2 separate regions of the Homo sapiens genome follow, and region 2 is linked to region 1. A link is a contact called in ENCODE Hi-C or POLR2A ChIA-PET data. All regions are on one chromosome and are shown on one strand. The core of a region is the stretch at or near the end of the contact, and the rest is flanking DNA. Distances in the headings are between cores, read along the strand shown. Region 1 holds the start of LINC01978 (long intergenic non-protein coding RNA 1978). Region 2 overlaps TBC1D16 (TBC1 domain family member 16).

Region 1 (7,105 bases), core at 1,312-3,811:
GGGGCGGGCAGGGCCTCCTCAGAGGTTTCAGCGGAGAATTGAAACCGATAGCGAAAAGGGGAGGGCAGAGGGACGGAGATGAAATAAAACAAAGTGAGAGCGTAGGGAGAGGAAGAAGCCGAGAGAAATAAACACCCTGCAAGAGAAGCAAGGGGGACTTAGGCTAGACCTCGGGACCGCAAAAGGGAGGAGCTGGAGGGGACCTGGGGCAGGAGTGAGAATCACATAAGCACTCACAGGCACGACAGCCACACTCATCCTCACAAAGCCTTGTTTGTGCCCATTTTACAGAGTGAGAAAGCCGAGGCCCAGAGAGGTCAAGGAACCTGCTCAAGGTCACGCAGCTGGGACGTGGTCAAGCCCCACTGAGTCCCTCTGAAGCCAGGCTGGGGCCTCCAGTGAGTGGGGAAAGCCTAGAGGGGGTGCCGCAGAGCACGCACAGGATCCACCAGACGCCCTCGGAGGCCCTGCGGAAAGGCCAAGGGTTCTGAGAGCTCAACTCGGACCTTGGCAGGTGGGGAGCTCAGGCTGGGTCACCGTTGGCATTGAGAAGGCACTGGGGCAAGGGGATGTCCCCCGGGTTCCAGGTTAGAAGCCACAGAGAAGCATCACAGCCAAGGTTTCCGGGTGCGGAACGGTGGCGCTGGGACTCAGCCACCCTGGCCAAATGCCCCCACTCCTATGCGCCCCCCTCTCAGCACCTAAGCCCGTTTCCTCACCAGAGCCCTTGGGAAACCGCAGAAGCCCAGGTGTGTAAAGGCAAAGGGGAAATGCTCGCCTGCCCCAGAGCCAGCCGGGAAGTCCTTGCTGGAGCTGCTCTCCGGCGCTGGGGTACCTGGGCGGCCACATGCTGCCACCCAGGAAGGCAGGAGACCCAGACGCCTCCCCAGGATGCTGGCAAGCCCCTTCCCTTCTGAGAAAACAGAGGTGGCAAGGCCTCCCCGGCCTTCTCTGGGGGCTGGGCGTGTGTAAAAGCTCACCTGTGTTTGCAGGTGCCTCAGGTGGGCTGCTGAACTGGAGCCTGCCCCAGTCCCAGGAGAGAAGCTAAGCCATGTTTCACACCTGCAGCTGCCCAAACCCACTTTCTACCAGGATCCTGGCACAGGCTGCTTGGCCAAGTTCATCGGCCCCACTGCTGGGTTTGGTGCTAGTTAAGATGGGGACGCCTGTAACTTTTTGGTTGGAATGCATGGCCCTGAGTGGTGACTAAACCCCAAATCAGGCTGGCGTCAAGGGTGGCTAATGTCTCCCTAAAATGCAGGCACTGCATGGGGGGACCCCTAGTCACAATGACTGCCAGCAGCTCCTAGCTTGGGCTCTGTAGGCGACCAGCTCCCAGGGTCCAGGAAGAGGCATGTCCAGCTGCTGCCCTTAGCCCCCAGCCGACCCCAGAGGGACCAGCCCAGAGTTGGATGTCACTTTGAACATCCTGGATCCCACCTGAAATGACCCTGCCACCCACCACCCACAGGCACTGTGTTTTGCTGAGCTGAGCACAGCCTCTGGTTTGTGCCTCAACAGATGCCTCACACCTGCAGGCCCTCTCTCCTCACCCAGCCCCCGGAGAAGGCCTTGCTGCCTCTATTGTCCCAGAAGGGAAGGGGCTTGCCAGGATCCTGGGGAGCAGCCTGGGTCTCCTGCCTTCCTGGGTGGCAGCACATGGCTGCCCAGGTGCCCCAGTGCCGGAGAGCAGCTCCAGCAAGGACTTCCCGGCTGGCTCTGGGGTGGGTGAGCGCTTTCCATTTGCTGCCTGCACCCCTCCCCTGCCCGCTGCAGGAGGGGCTTCGCTGAGCCGCGGGGCACCCCCGCCCCACTCGGGGCTCCCCGGGGCGCAGGGGCCTGGGGCGTGCGGGTTGCCAAGCGACCGGCTGTTGCCAGTGGAGACGTTTGCGCAAAGGCCCCCCTGGGGCATCCCCAACCCAGACGGCCTCGTGGGGCAGGGGTGGCGAGGAGGGTGGGCTTGGGCCCCCGTGCTGCTCTGGGAAGCTCCTTCCCCCACCTCACCCACCCCCGTGAGTCCCCTCACACCTGTCCATGCCCCTCGGACCCTCGATGGTCCTCACGTGCCCTTTCTACTCTAGGGGCCCAGGAGGACGACAGGACAACCCCCAGGCTCCTCCCTGCCTCGGTGACCCTCCCCACCCCACCCCACCAACGTCTGAGCAAGACTTGCTGGAGCCAATGCAGGAGAGAAAGCTGCTGTTGCTACCGCCAGCCCAGCTCAGCTCCAACCTTCCTGGCTGTTGGCCTGCGAGGGCCCCGGGAGGATAGAAAGGGACATATTTCAAGGGAGAAGGGACGTTTCCTTACAGGGAAACAAGCTGAGTGGTCCGTAACATACCTGAGGCGTTATTGCGAGGGACAGGCAGAGCTGGACTGGGGACCCAGGCTGCTTGACATCCGGTGAGGGCCGCTCCTCCCTCTGCCCACTCGGTGACTAGCTTGCTGGGTAGCACCGGGCAAGGCTGTCTCCCTCTCTGACTGCTCACTCCCAGCTGTAGAGAGAGGTGGTTCCTGGATCACGGAGCAGTGCCTGCCTAGGGTGCAGGCCTGGGCTCGGCACAGGGCCGAGAAGCTGCTGCTCTGCCCCGCCTCCGGGAGAGGTCCTGGCACTGCCAGCCCATGAATAAGGCCTGGCAGGGCGCCGGGCGAGGGTGTGCAGAGGTCAGCGGGGAGGGCCGAGTGGCAGCGTTCTTGGGACTGGCTGCCAGCTGCAGCTGGACCTGTTTGCCTGGGCTGGGCTGTCTCACTTCCCCTGGAGCGGAGAGAACACTGGGGAGGAAGATCAGGCGTGGGCAGTGCTTCAGGGGCCCTTGAACTCCAGGATGGCCAGCTCCTGCCACAGGGGACCCAGCCAGCCGTGGCCAGAAGCCAGGGAGCCACATGCTGGAGCCGAGGACAGGCTGTCGTGAGATCAGTTCCAGCCCCTAGCCCCCTTTCCCTGCAGGCCTGGCCTGGGGGGCTAGCACAGGCTGCCAGGGGAGGTCTCTTGCCCTGTGTGACAGGGGGTCCCAGCCTGTGGCCTGCAGCCATCGACACCACAACAAGATCCTTGCTGGGGTGTTCTGCAAAACCTCAGGAACCCTGTGCCCACAAACACTGCGTGAAAGTCACCAAGTAACCCTTCTGTGATTATTCATTCATCTGAGGTTTGCTCAGCAACTTTCAGTCATCTCAATCCTGTTGCGATGAAATGCAAAGTCCTCTGACAGCGTTGTGGGATTGGGAGTAAGTGTTGCCTTTAGCAGGTACCAAAAGTGCTACTGTTATCTCAAGCAGGTGTGTGACTTTCTATGACTTTAAAAGGGACCCTCCCAACTTCTGGGAAGCCAGCCCCCTCTGATCTAGCCAATGTACCCACCACTACCCATATTTGCCTCTCTCCCTGGCACCCAAGACTGGTGGAAGAGGAAAGCCCTCTTGTAGAGACAGCCCCACTTGTCCTGATGGAGGCCATGGCTCATCCCCTCACCACATGGCCTCACTGGGCTGGACCCTGGTGCATGGCTTGGGAAGGGAGGGGCAGCTCAGGACCTGAGACAGCACAGGCCGACCACCCCGTAAGGATGGGAAGGAAGTCAGGAGTCCATGCAGTGGCACAGGCCAGGGAGGGTGGACGTTGGGAGGGGGAATGGAGGCTTGGCCTGTGCTGAAGGAGAGGGGTGGAGGCGGGCATTGGGGTGGACCATGCTCTAGTGGGGAGGTCTGGCCAGAGCAAGCAGGTAGATGCAGTCACGGGGAGTCCAGTGAGGCGGACAGCCCTTCGCCCTCATCCGGTGCTCAGTGGTGGGGTGCAGTGCGAGCTTCCACCTTCATCTGTCCCCCACACACCACCACAGCCACAGACCACATTGCCCTGCCCTGGATGCAGGAGGACACCTGCACCTCACAAGCCAGCTTGGACAAAACCAAACTAGAAAAACGAAATGCCAGGGTCACTACTGTGCCTTCCACCGAGGAGGTGACGCGATGTGTGGATGGCGGCTTGCCTCTGTGTCTGTGCAGGGTGGGTGTGTTTGTGTGTACACCATCCACAGGCAGGTGCTCGGTGTGCAGTACATGCACACACACACACATGCACACACGCACACACATGCACACACACGCACACACAGACATGTACACACACATGCACACACATATGCGCACACACACACGTACACACACAGAGGACAACATTTGGGTCAATGTCTTGCTGGGGTCTATTGGTAACACACTAAGCACTTTGCAAGGGAAGGAACTTTCCAGGGACCCTGAGCAGTGTCCAGTGGAGAGGCTGTCATCTCTGCCCCACAGCCGGAAGTGGCACCTCCCCACCCTTGTGCACAAGAGGCAAATGGACACAGGCTCCCTGAGGCCCCACACTTCCCACAGACACCCCCCTTCCCTCACAGTCCTGGGTAGCTGGCATTTTGGGCCAATCCACAGTGGCTTTAGTGGTTGACCATGGCTGAGAATATTTTGGGAACTGCCTTTTAGAATCCGTTGACAAGACACACAGACGCTGCTGTCCCGGTACTTTGCAGCCTTATCCAGGTTCACGTTGGTTTTCTCTGGATTGGGCAGTAACTCCTCCTTCCCAGGGGATGGTCATCTTTGTGACCCCACCCGGGTGGCTCTTTCCGACCATCCTCTCCATCATGGGAGAATCATGGTTTCCCACCAGAAAGGCCACCCTGGTCACATGTGCTGGGATCTGGGAGAGGAGTTCCTGATGCAACCCTGGTGTCGGCGGGGCCACGGCACCACACAGGAAGGCCAAGCCAGCTGGAGAGGCCACAGTCCTGAGGTGTGTGTCACCCCGATGTTTGTGGAGCCCCTTACAGCCAATGCTGGCAGTGCTGGGAACGCCCATGTGGAAAAAGGAGATGAGTTCCTGTCCTTGGGGAAGAGCTCATGGCTGTGTTCTTCTTGGGGAGCACCGTGGCCGGGGAGAGGAATACAAATTCTCTCTCACCTTTTATAACCCCTCCTTCAGGCCTTACGGTGAGGACCCATCCAAAGCAGAACCATGCCCAAAACAAGATACCAACAAGGAAGCATGGTGTAAGCACAGCTCACCGACAGCCGTTTCATATGGGGCTTCAGAACACCCAAGAGAGCTTTGTGTGACTCCATTGACTTGAGGTGTCCAGAATGGGCCAATCCATAGAGATAGGAAGCCGATTTGTGGTTTGCCCAGGGGCGGCGGCAGGAGGGGAATGGGAGGCAATGTCTCATGGGTGCAGGCTTTCTTTGAGGGTAGATGAAAGTGCTCCAGAATTAGATTATAGTGATGCTTGCACAACTAGAAATTTACTAAAAACTATTTAACTGTATACTTTCAATGGGAGAATTTATGGTATGTTAATTATATGTCAATAGAGCTGTTAAATATTTGAAGTATCATGGGGAAATGGCGCTGAAGGTATTCATCGGTATGTACTTTCTGATTTCATTGTTTAAAAAAATATGTGCTCATATATAGTAGAAAGACTAGAAGGAAACACATCGAACGTTAACGGTGGCTTTGTCTGAGTAAAGGAACAAGAGAATGTTTTATTCTGCACGTGCAAACAGCCAGGGGGCAGGATCCGTCTAAAGTTGGGGTGATGCTGCCATCCTACAGCCCAGCCTCTGGACCAGCCCCTCCCTGCCCAAGGTGACCTGTGACTCAGCTGCAGCGGCATCCAGCGGCCAGGGGTCAGCCCCTCCCTGGGAAGGGAATGCTGTGGGCCTGCAGGGCGGGCAGGTGAGGCCACAGCGGGCGTGGCTGGCAGGTGAGACCTGCGGGCCCCTCTGGCTGTGAGCTCCAGCCGGCTCCCCTCAAAGCAAGCAGGCAGGAACCGCTGTAATTACCGCACAGGCAGGCGGGCGGGCGGGCAGCACCCCTCCCTCATTCCCGAGGAGAGGTCACCCCAGTGCCCTGGCCTGTCCCAGTGGCATCGTCCAGCAGCACAGTCGCCAGGCTGCGCTTGACCCTCCAGGAGGGGCCAGGAAGTGGAGCTGGCCCAAGAGGGAGGCGGTCAGGGGACTGAGGCTGGGGCCTGGCCTGACCCTCGCTCTGAGCCCCCTACAAAACCACAGCCCCTGAGCCATGATGTTGCCCGTCTTGCGCCTTCTCATCTGTCCTCACCTGGCTTTCCACCTCCACCCCCAGCTATACCCAGAGCCTTCCAAATGGCTTTGAGGCCCTCCTCCACCTGCCCCTCGACCCTCCAGCCCCTGGCCCCACCTCCTCCTCCTGCGTCCCTCTGCTCCCTCACTAGCTTCCTGCTGCTTTGCAAGCCCCCGGACCCACCTTCCACCTGTGGCTTCATGCTGCCACCCTCTCCCTGACACTCGGTTCCTCCAGACATGCTCATGCCTGGCCCTGCCGCCCCACCCAGCTTTTCCCCAAGGTCATTTGCACGGCAGCCTCCTCTGACCACCCACCCAAGCAGGTGCACACACATGTGCTCACACACATGGACACGCACCTGCAGTCCTGCTCTCCCAGCCCCTCCTTGTGCTGCCTCTCCCCAGCTCTGCTCTGTCCACTGTGTTTTGCCACCTGGTCGTTTTGCTGGCTGCCCAGCTCTGCTGTTAGGACAGAAGCGCACGAGACAGGGAGTCCTACCTACCTGTTCCCAGTTGTGACCCGGAGCTTTGCAAAGGAGCTGGCTCAATAAACGTATGGTGGATGAATGAATGAGTGAATGAATGAATGAATTAGTGAATGGATGAATGAATGAGTGAATGAATGAATGAAGTGGGGCAGTGGTCCTGCCTAGTACTCCGGACTGCACACAGCCTTGTAAGGGAAAGTTCCTGGGGAGTGGGGTCATTGCTGCAGGCACTGCCTGAGTCACTTGGTTATTCCTGGCCACAGAGGACATCCGAGGCTGGAGTGGGGCTGAGCTAGGGGGGCCTGAGACTGGGGCGGCCACCTGACCACACAGCGGGTTGGGGGGGCTTGGGGAGGCCATCGTGGGTGAGTTCAGCCCTGGTGGGAGCAAAGAAGGGGTGTCCAGGCCCCAGGTGGCAGGTTTTCAGAAGGCAGGTGGGGTGGGCCAGGGGTCTGGGGTCAGGCCTCCTGGACACAGCGCTTGGGGACAGGAGGCCGAGGTCAGCCTGGCTGCTCTGG
Region 2 (7,105 bases), core at 2,549-5,048, 42 kb before region 1:
ATTCTCCTATGGTTGAAAATTTAGCAATAGTACTGAGAGTTGAATATTGGTGGTATTTTTTACAAGTTTATTGAAGTATAACTGTACAATCAACTGCACGTGTTTAAAGTGCACAATTTGATCAGTTTGGACATAATATACACTCATGGAGCCGTCATCACAATCAAGATAATGAACAGATCCATCACCCCCAGAAGTTTCTTCGTGTCCCCCCAATGTCTTATCTGCAATTTGGCAATGATTTCTTGGCTATGACACCAATAGCACAGGCAATAAAAAAAATAAACTGGACCTCATGAAAAATTTAAAAATGTGCGCATCAAAATATACTATCAGCAGAGTATAAAGATCACTCACAGAATGCGGGAAAATATTTGCAGATCATGTATGTTTAATAAGGAATAATTGTCCAGGATTTATAGAGAACTCCTAAAACTCAACAACAACAAAAAACAACTGGCCGGATATGGTGGCTCACGCCTGTAACCCAGCACTTTGGGAGGCTGAGGCAGGCGAAATCACCTGAGGTCAGGAGTTCGAGATCAGCCTGGCCAACATGGTGAAACCCCGTCTCTACCAAAAATACAAAAATTAGCTGGGCGTGGTGGTGCATGTCTGTAATCCCAGCTACTTGGGAGGCTGAGGCAGGAGAATAGCTTGAACCTGGAAAACAGAGGTTGCTGTCAGCCAAGATCATGCCACTGTACTCCAGCCTGGACGACAGAGCAAGACTCTGTCTCCAAAACAAACAAACAGACACACACAAAAAACAACCAAACAACCAAACAAACAAAAACAAACCCCAAACAACCCAATTCAAAAATGGTCAAAGGATTTGAAAAGACGTGTCTCCAAAGAAGAGACACGAATGCCCGATAAGCACATGAAGGTACTCAATATCATTAATCATCGGGGAAATGCAAAATCAAAACTCCAATGAAATACGACCTCCCACCCATAAGGATGGCTACTATCAAAAAATAAAAACTAACAAGTGTCGGTGAGGATGTGGAGGGATTGAAATCCCTATGCATTGCTGGCGGGAATGTAAGGTGGTACAGCTGCTGTGGAAAACAGTATGGCAGTTCCTCAAAAAATTAAAAATAGAATGACCATATCATCCAGCAATTCCATTTCTGGGTATATACCCAAAAGAATTGAAAGCAGAGACACAGAGATATCTGGACACCATGGCTTCACAGCATTATTCACATAAGAACATAGAGCAACCCGTCAATTGGTGGATGAAAAGATAAACAAAACGCGGTCCATCCGTACAATGGAATATTATTCAGCCATAAAAGGGAAGGAAATTCTGACCCACGCTACGGCATGGATGAACCTGGAGGACATTGTGCTAAGTGACATAAGCCAGTCACAAAAAGACAATACTGTATAATTTCACTGAGATTAGGTGCTAGGAGTAGTCAGATTCATTGAGACAGACAGTTGATGTTGCTTGGAGTGTGAGGGGGGAATGGGAAGTTATCGGGCTTTTTTTTTTGCTTTTTTTTTTTGAGATGGAGTCCCACTCTGTCACCCAGGCGGCAGTGCAGTGGCACAATCTCGGCTGACAGCAACCTCCAACTCCTGGGTTCAAGCACTTCTCCTGCCTCAGTCTCCCCCAAGTAGCTGGGATTATAGGCGCCCACCACCACACCTGGCTAATTTTTTTTTTTTTTTGAGATGGAGTTTTGCTCTTGTTGCCCAGGCTGGAGTGCAATGGCGCGATCTCGGCTCACTGCAACCTCTGCCTCCTGGATTCAAGCGATTCTCCTGTCTCAGCTGGGATTACAGGCTCATGCCACCACACCTGGCTAATTTCTGTATTTTTAGTAGAGATGGGGTTTCATCATATTGGTCAGGCTGGTCTCGAACTCCTGACCTCAGGTGATCCGCCCACCTCGGCCTCCCAAAGTGCTGGGGTTACAGGCATGAGCCACCATTAATTTTTGTATTTTTAGTAGAGATGGGATTTCATCATGTTGGTCAGGCTGGTCACAAACTCCTGACCTCAAGTGACCTGCCCACCTCAGCCTCCCAAAGTGCTGGAATTACAGGCATGAGCCACCGCGCCTGGCCTGGAAGCTATTGTTTAATAGGTATAGAGCTTTTGTTTTACAAGATGAAAAGAGTTCTGGAAATGGAAGGTGATGATCATTGTACAATATTAGAAATATATTTAATACCTGAACTGTACATTTAAAAATGGTTGAGATGGGGCCGGGTGTGGTGGGTCACACCTGTAATCCCAGCACTTTGGGAGGCAAGGTGGGCGGATCACCTGAGGTCAGGAGTTTGAGGCCAGCTGGCCAACATGGTGAAACCCCATCTCTACTAAAAATACAAAAATTAGCCAGGCGTGGTGGCGGGTACCTGTAATCCCAGATACTTGGGAGGCTGAGGCAGGAGAATTGCTTGAGTCCGGGAGGTGGAGGTTGCAGTGAGCCAAGATCTTGCCACTGCACTGTAGCCTGGCCAACAGAGTGAGATGACTCTGTCTCAAAAAAAAAAAAAAAAAAAAAAAAAAAATAGGTTGAGATGGTAAATTTGATGATAAGTATTTTTTAACACAATAAAATAATTGGAAAAAGGAAAAAAGTTGCATCTGCTTTGCATCACTCTAGATTTGTTTGCCTTTTCTAGAATTTTATGTAAATGGGATCATGCAGTATGTGCTTGTTTTTTGTCCTGCTTCTTTCAATCAGCATAATAATTTTGTCATGCGTCCATGCTACTGCGTGTTACAGCTGAGTAGTATGCCATGGTATGTACAGACCACGATTCATTACTGCATTGGCTGTTGATAAACCCTGGGTTGTTTTCAGTTCTTATCTATTTTATTTTATTATTTTTATTTTTATTTTTTTGAGATGGAGTTTTGCTCTTCTTGCCTAGGCTGGAGCGCAGTCTCGTGATCTTGGCTCACTGCAACCTCTGCCTCCAGGGTTCAAGCAAGTCTCCTGCCTGAGCCTCCCGAGTAGCTGGGATTATAGGCGCCCGCCACCACGTCTGGCTGATTTTTTGTATTTTTGGTAGATACAGTGTTTCACCATGTTGGTCACACTGGTCTCAAACTCCTGACCTCAGGTGATCCACCAGCCTCGGCCTCCCAAAGTGCTGGGATTATAGGCGTGAGCCACTGTGCCTGGCCAGTTCTTAGCTATTTTAGATAAAGCTGTTACACACATTTATGTGCAAGTCTTTGCACGTGGACATATGTTTTTATTTCTCTTGGTAAATACTTGGGAATGGAATAACTGGAAACAGGCATGTGTTTAATTTTTAAGAAATTACTGAACTGCTTTCCTAAAGTGGTTTGCCGTGTTGCATTCCCACCAGCAGTCCGTGAGAGTTCCAGTTCCTCCATGTCCTCAGCAACACTTGCTATGATCAGTCTTGTCCACTGTAGCCATTCTAATAGGTGAGTAGGAGTATCTCATTGTGGTTTTAATTTGCATTTTCCTGACTACAGAGGATGCTGAGTATCTTCTCATGTAGCCTTTTGTGTCTGGCTTCTTTCACTTAACATAATACAACTGAGATGCTTCCATATCGTCATGCATATCAGCAGTTTGCTCCTTTTTATTGCTGAGGCGTATGTATTCCCTTGTTAAGATGTACCATTGTTTGTTTAGCCATTCACCAGCTGAAAGACGTTTGTGTCATTTCCTGTTTTCTGCAATGATGAATAAAACTGCTATAAACATTCACACACAGATTTCGTGTGAACATTTTCCATGTATTTTGGGTAAATACCTAGGGGGCATTGCTGAGTCATATGGTAGGGGTGTGTGTGACTTTATAAGACACTGCCAAACAGTTCTCCAGAGTGGTTCTGTCATTTGACTTCCCGTCACATTGTAGGAGAGTTCTGTTGCTCGCCTCCTGGCCAGCACTCACAGTGTCAGTTTCATTCCTTCGTTTTTTTTTTTTTTTTTTTTTTTTTTTTTTGGGTTTTTGTTTTTTGGGTTTTTTTGAGACAGAGTCTCACTCTGTCGCTCGGGCTGAAGTGCAGTGGCATGATGTTGGCTCACTGCAACCTCGCCTCCAGGGTTCAAGTGATTCTCCTGCCTCAGCCTCTGGAGTAGCTGGGATAACAGAGGTGCACTGCGATGCCTACTAATTTTTTGTATTTTTAGCAGAAACGGGATTTCGCCATGTTGCCCAGGCTAGTCTTGAACTCCTGAGCTCAGGTGACCCACCCGCCTCAGCTTCCCAAAATGCTGGGATTACAAGCTTGAACTGCCTTGCTCGTGGCCTCATTCATTTGTTTTTTAGTCATTCCAATAGATGTGTAGTGGATCACATCATGTTCCTTTAGATTGCATTGAGGTTTCTTTCTATTTGCATTTCTCTAATAATGAATGCTGTCGAGCACCTTTTCATAGGCTTCTTGGCCATCTGAATATCCTCTTTGGTGAAATGTCTTTTCAAATCTTTTGCCCATGTTTGGATTGTGTTTTCTTATTACTGTTTTGAGGACCTTTTCTATATTCTGTATAGAATGATGATTTAAAGCATATTACTGACTTATATGATAAGCCCTTTATCATATAAGCATTTGGCAAATATCTTTTTCCCAGTCTGTGGCTTATCTTTTTATTTTCTTAACAATATCTCTTAAAGAGTAGAAGGTTTTCATTTTAATGAAGATTAATTTTTTTTTTCACTTATGGTCATATGTTGGTGTCTGGTCTAAGAAACCTTTGTGTAACAATAGTATTTCATTTTAACAGTTTCTTATACATACTCTGGATACAAGTTTTTTGTTGACTATATGTTTTGTGAATATTTTCTCCCAGTCTGTGACTTGCATTTTTGTTTCCTTTAATGGAGTATTTTGATGAAAAAAAAAAGTCTTTAATTTTCCAATTTATTATTTCTTTTACAGTTTGTATTTTTTGTGTTCTATCTAAGAAACCTGGGCCTATTCTAAGGTTACACAGGTTTTCTCTTACGGATTCTTCTGGAAGTTTCCTAGTTAAGGTTTCACATCTAGGTCCGTGATCCGTTTTGAGTTAATTTGGGGGAGTGATGGGAGAAAAGAGTTGATGTTAATTTTTTTCATGCAGATATCCTGTTGATCCAGTATCGTTTATTGAAAAGCCATCCTTTCTCCACTGAATTGTCTTTGCACTTTTGTAAATAATCAATTGATATTTTTGGACTCTGTTATGTTCCATTGATTATTTGCCTATTTCACCATAGTTATCTTTTCACCAATACCAAACTTTCTTGATGATAGCTATGTAGGTCTCAAAGTCAGATGCATCCTCCAACTTTGTTCTTCTTTTTTATAGTCGCTCTGGTTATACTAGCTCCAAATTTTAGGGTCAACTTATCAATTTTCACTAAAAATTCCTGTTGGAATTTTGATTGGGCTTGTGTTGAATCTGTAGATCAGTTTGGCAAGATTGTCATCTTAACCAAGTTGACGGTTTTATTCTATGGACATGGTGCATTTCTGCATTTCTTAAGATCCTATTTGACTTATCTCAGCAATTTTTGTGTTTTTCAGTATGACGTTCTTGAATGTCTTTTGTCAGGCTTATTCCGAAGTATTTTATGTGGGGATTTTTTTGCTACTATAAATTTAATGTTTTATTTATTTCATGTTCCAATTGTGCATTGTTACTGTTTAAGAATACAATTAATTTTTCTCTATTAACCTTTTATCCTGCAGTTTTATGAAATCCAGTTATTAGTTCTAAAGATTGTTTTATAAATTCCATGAGGTTTTTCAGATGAACAGTTGTATCAACTGAAAATAGGGGCAGTTCTGTTCCTTCTTTTCCAGTCTTTATGCCTTTTATTTCCTTTTCTTGCCTGATGCAGAGGCCAGGGCCTCTGTGAGAGCATGGACTAGAAGTGGTGGGAGCAGAGGCATTCTTACCTTGTTCCTGCTCTTGGGGGAAAACAATTCCATCTTTTACCATTCAGTATGACGCTAACGGTGGAATATCTGTGGGTGCCTTTATCAGCTTGAGGAGCTTCTCTTCCATTCCTAGTTTGTAGACAGGTTTGTCATAAATGAGCATTGGATTTTTGTCGAATGCTTTTCTGCATCTGTGCATGTATGCCTTTATTGTGGGCACCTCTGGCTATGTCCTTAGGATTCATTCCTAGGAATGGAAGTGAAAAGTCAAAATGTATAAACATTTTTAAGCCTTTGGCATCTTGTTTCCAAATTGCCATTCAGAAATATTTGGTCAGGGCTGGGCGCGGTGGCTCACGCCTGTGATCCCAGCACTTTGGGAGACTGAGGCAGGCGGATCACGAGGTCAGGAGTTCCAGACGAGACTGGCCAACATGGCGAAACCCCATCTCTACTAAAAATACAAAAATTAGCCAGGCATGGTGGCAGGCGCCTGTAATCCCAGCTACTCGGGAGGCTGAGGCAGGAGAATCGCTTGAACCCGGGAGGTGGAGGTTGCAGTGAGCCGAGATCTTGCCATTGCATTTCAGCCTGGGCAACAAGAGCAAAAAACTCCATCTCAAAAAAAAAAAAAAAAAATTGGTCAGTTTATATTCTTTCTCCCCCTGAGCTGAATGAGAATGTCTGTTTCCCCAAATCCTTTACCACACTAGATTTTATAATTTGTTAATTGATGCCAATTTCATAAACCATCCCCCCACCATGTTATCCCGTTTCTATTTCCATTTATTTCATTACCCTGGGCCTGGAAATTTTATTCATTATTTGTATTTATTCTCTACTAAATTTTTTTATTTTCCTTTTGCCAGTTTTCTGTTGGGCATTTATATTTTTCTTTTTAATTTACATACTTTTTTACATACTAAAGATGTTAATCTTTATCATATATGTGTCCCAGTTTCTTTGGCTATTCATTTGTTTTGTTGGTTTTTTTTTTTTAATAGATGTTATTTTTTGAAGCTGTTTTAGTTTCACAGCAAAACTGAGTGAAGGGTACAGAGAATTCTCATCCACCCCCTCCCCCACCACACGCACAGCCTCCCCCACCAGAGTGGGACACATGTTACGACTCATGAGCCCACACGTCATTGTCACCCAGAGTCTATAGTTTGTCGGCATTCACACTCGGTCTTGTACATCCTATGGGTCTGGACAAATGTATAAAGA

Evidence for each region. Hi-C counts contacts between places; a loop is a spot of excess contacts on that map. ChIA-PET counts read pairs that join two places held with the same protein, here RNA polymerase II (POLR2A). Pooled maps may share reads with other maps.
Region 2: a loop to region 1 is called in a map of PC-3, with 5 times the contacts of the local background. The contact joins the enhancer-like site here to the promoter of LINC01978 in region 1. A Hi-C loop is called at or near these places in 5 of 168 maps with a recorded cell type or tissue (Caco-2, DLD1, PC-3 and 2 more), 1 of 37 single-sample maps with no recorded cell type and 6 of 50 pooled maps. POLR2A ChIA-PET finds 5 or more read pairs at or near these places in 8 of 52 experiments (Caco-2, H1, HEK293T and 5 more).

Annotation. Positions count from the first base shown.
Region 1 is chr17:79,914,813-79,921,917 of GRCh38, reverse strand. It overlaps LINC01978 (long intergenic non-protein coding RNA 1978), which reads right to left and starts at 2,561. Exons shown (of 2, transcript NR_110851.1): 1 at 2,342-2,561. LINC01979 (long intergenic non-protein coding RNA 1979) reads left to right here. Exons shown (of 6, transcript NR_110850.1): 4 at 292-514; 5 at 2,082-5,731; 6 at 6,505-6,666.
Region 2 is chr17:79,957,629-79,964,733 of GRCh38, reverse strand. All of the region lies in intron 3 of TBC1D16 (TBC1 domain family member 16), which reads left to right. Among named protein-coding and RNA genes, the nearest start is that of LINC01979, 34 kb to the right of the region's middle. Within about 2 kb of position 3,798, at least 2 of the 41 ENCODE cell types and tissues checked have a DNase peak (open chromatin) inside an H3K27ac peak, as active enhancers do; they include PC-3, where a contact is called at or near this core.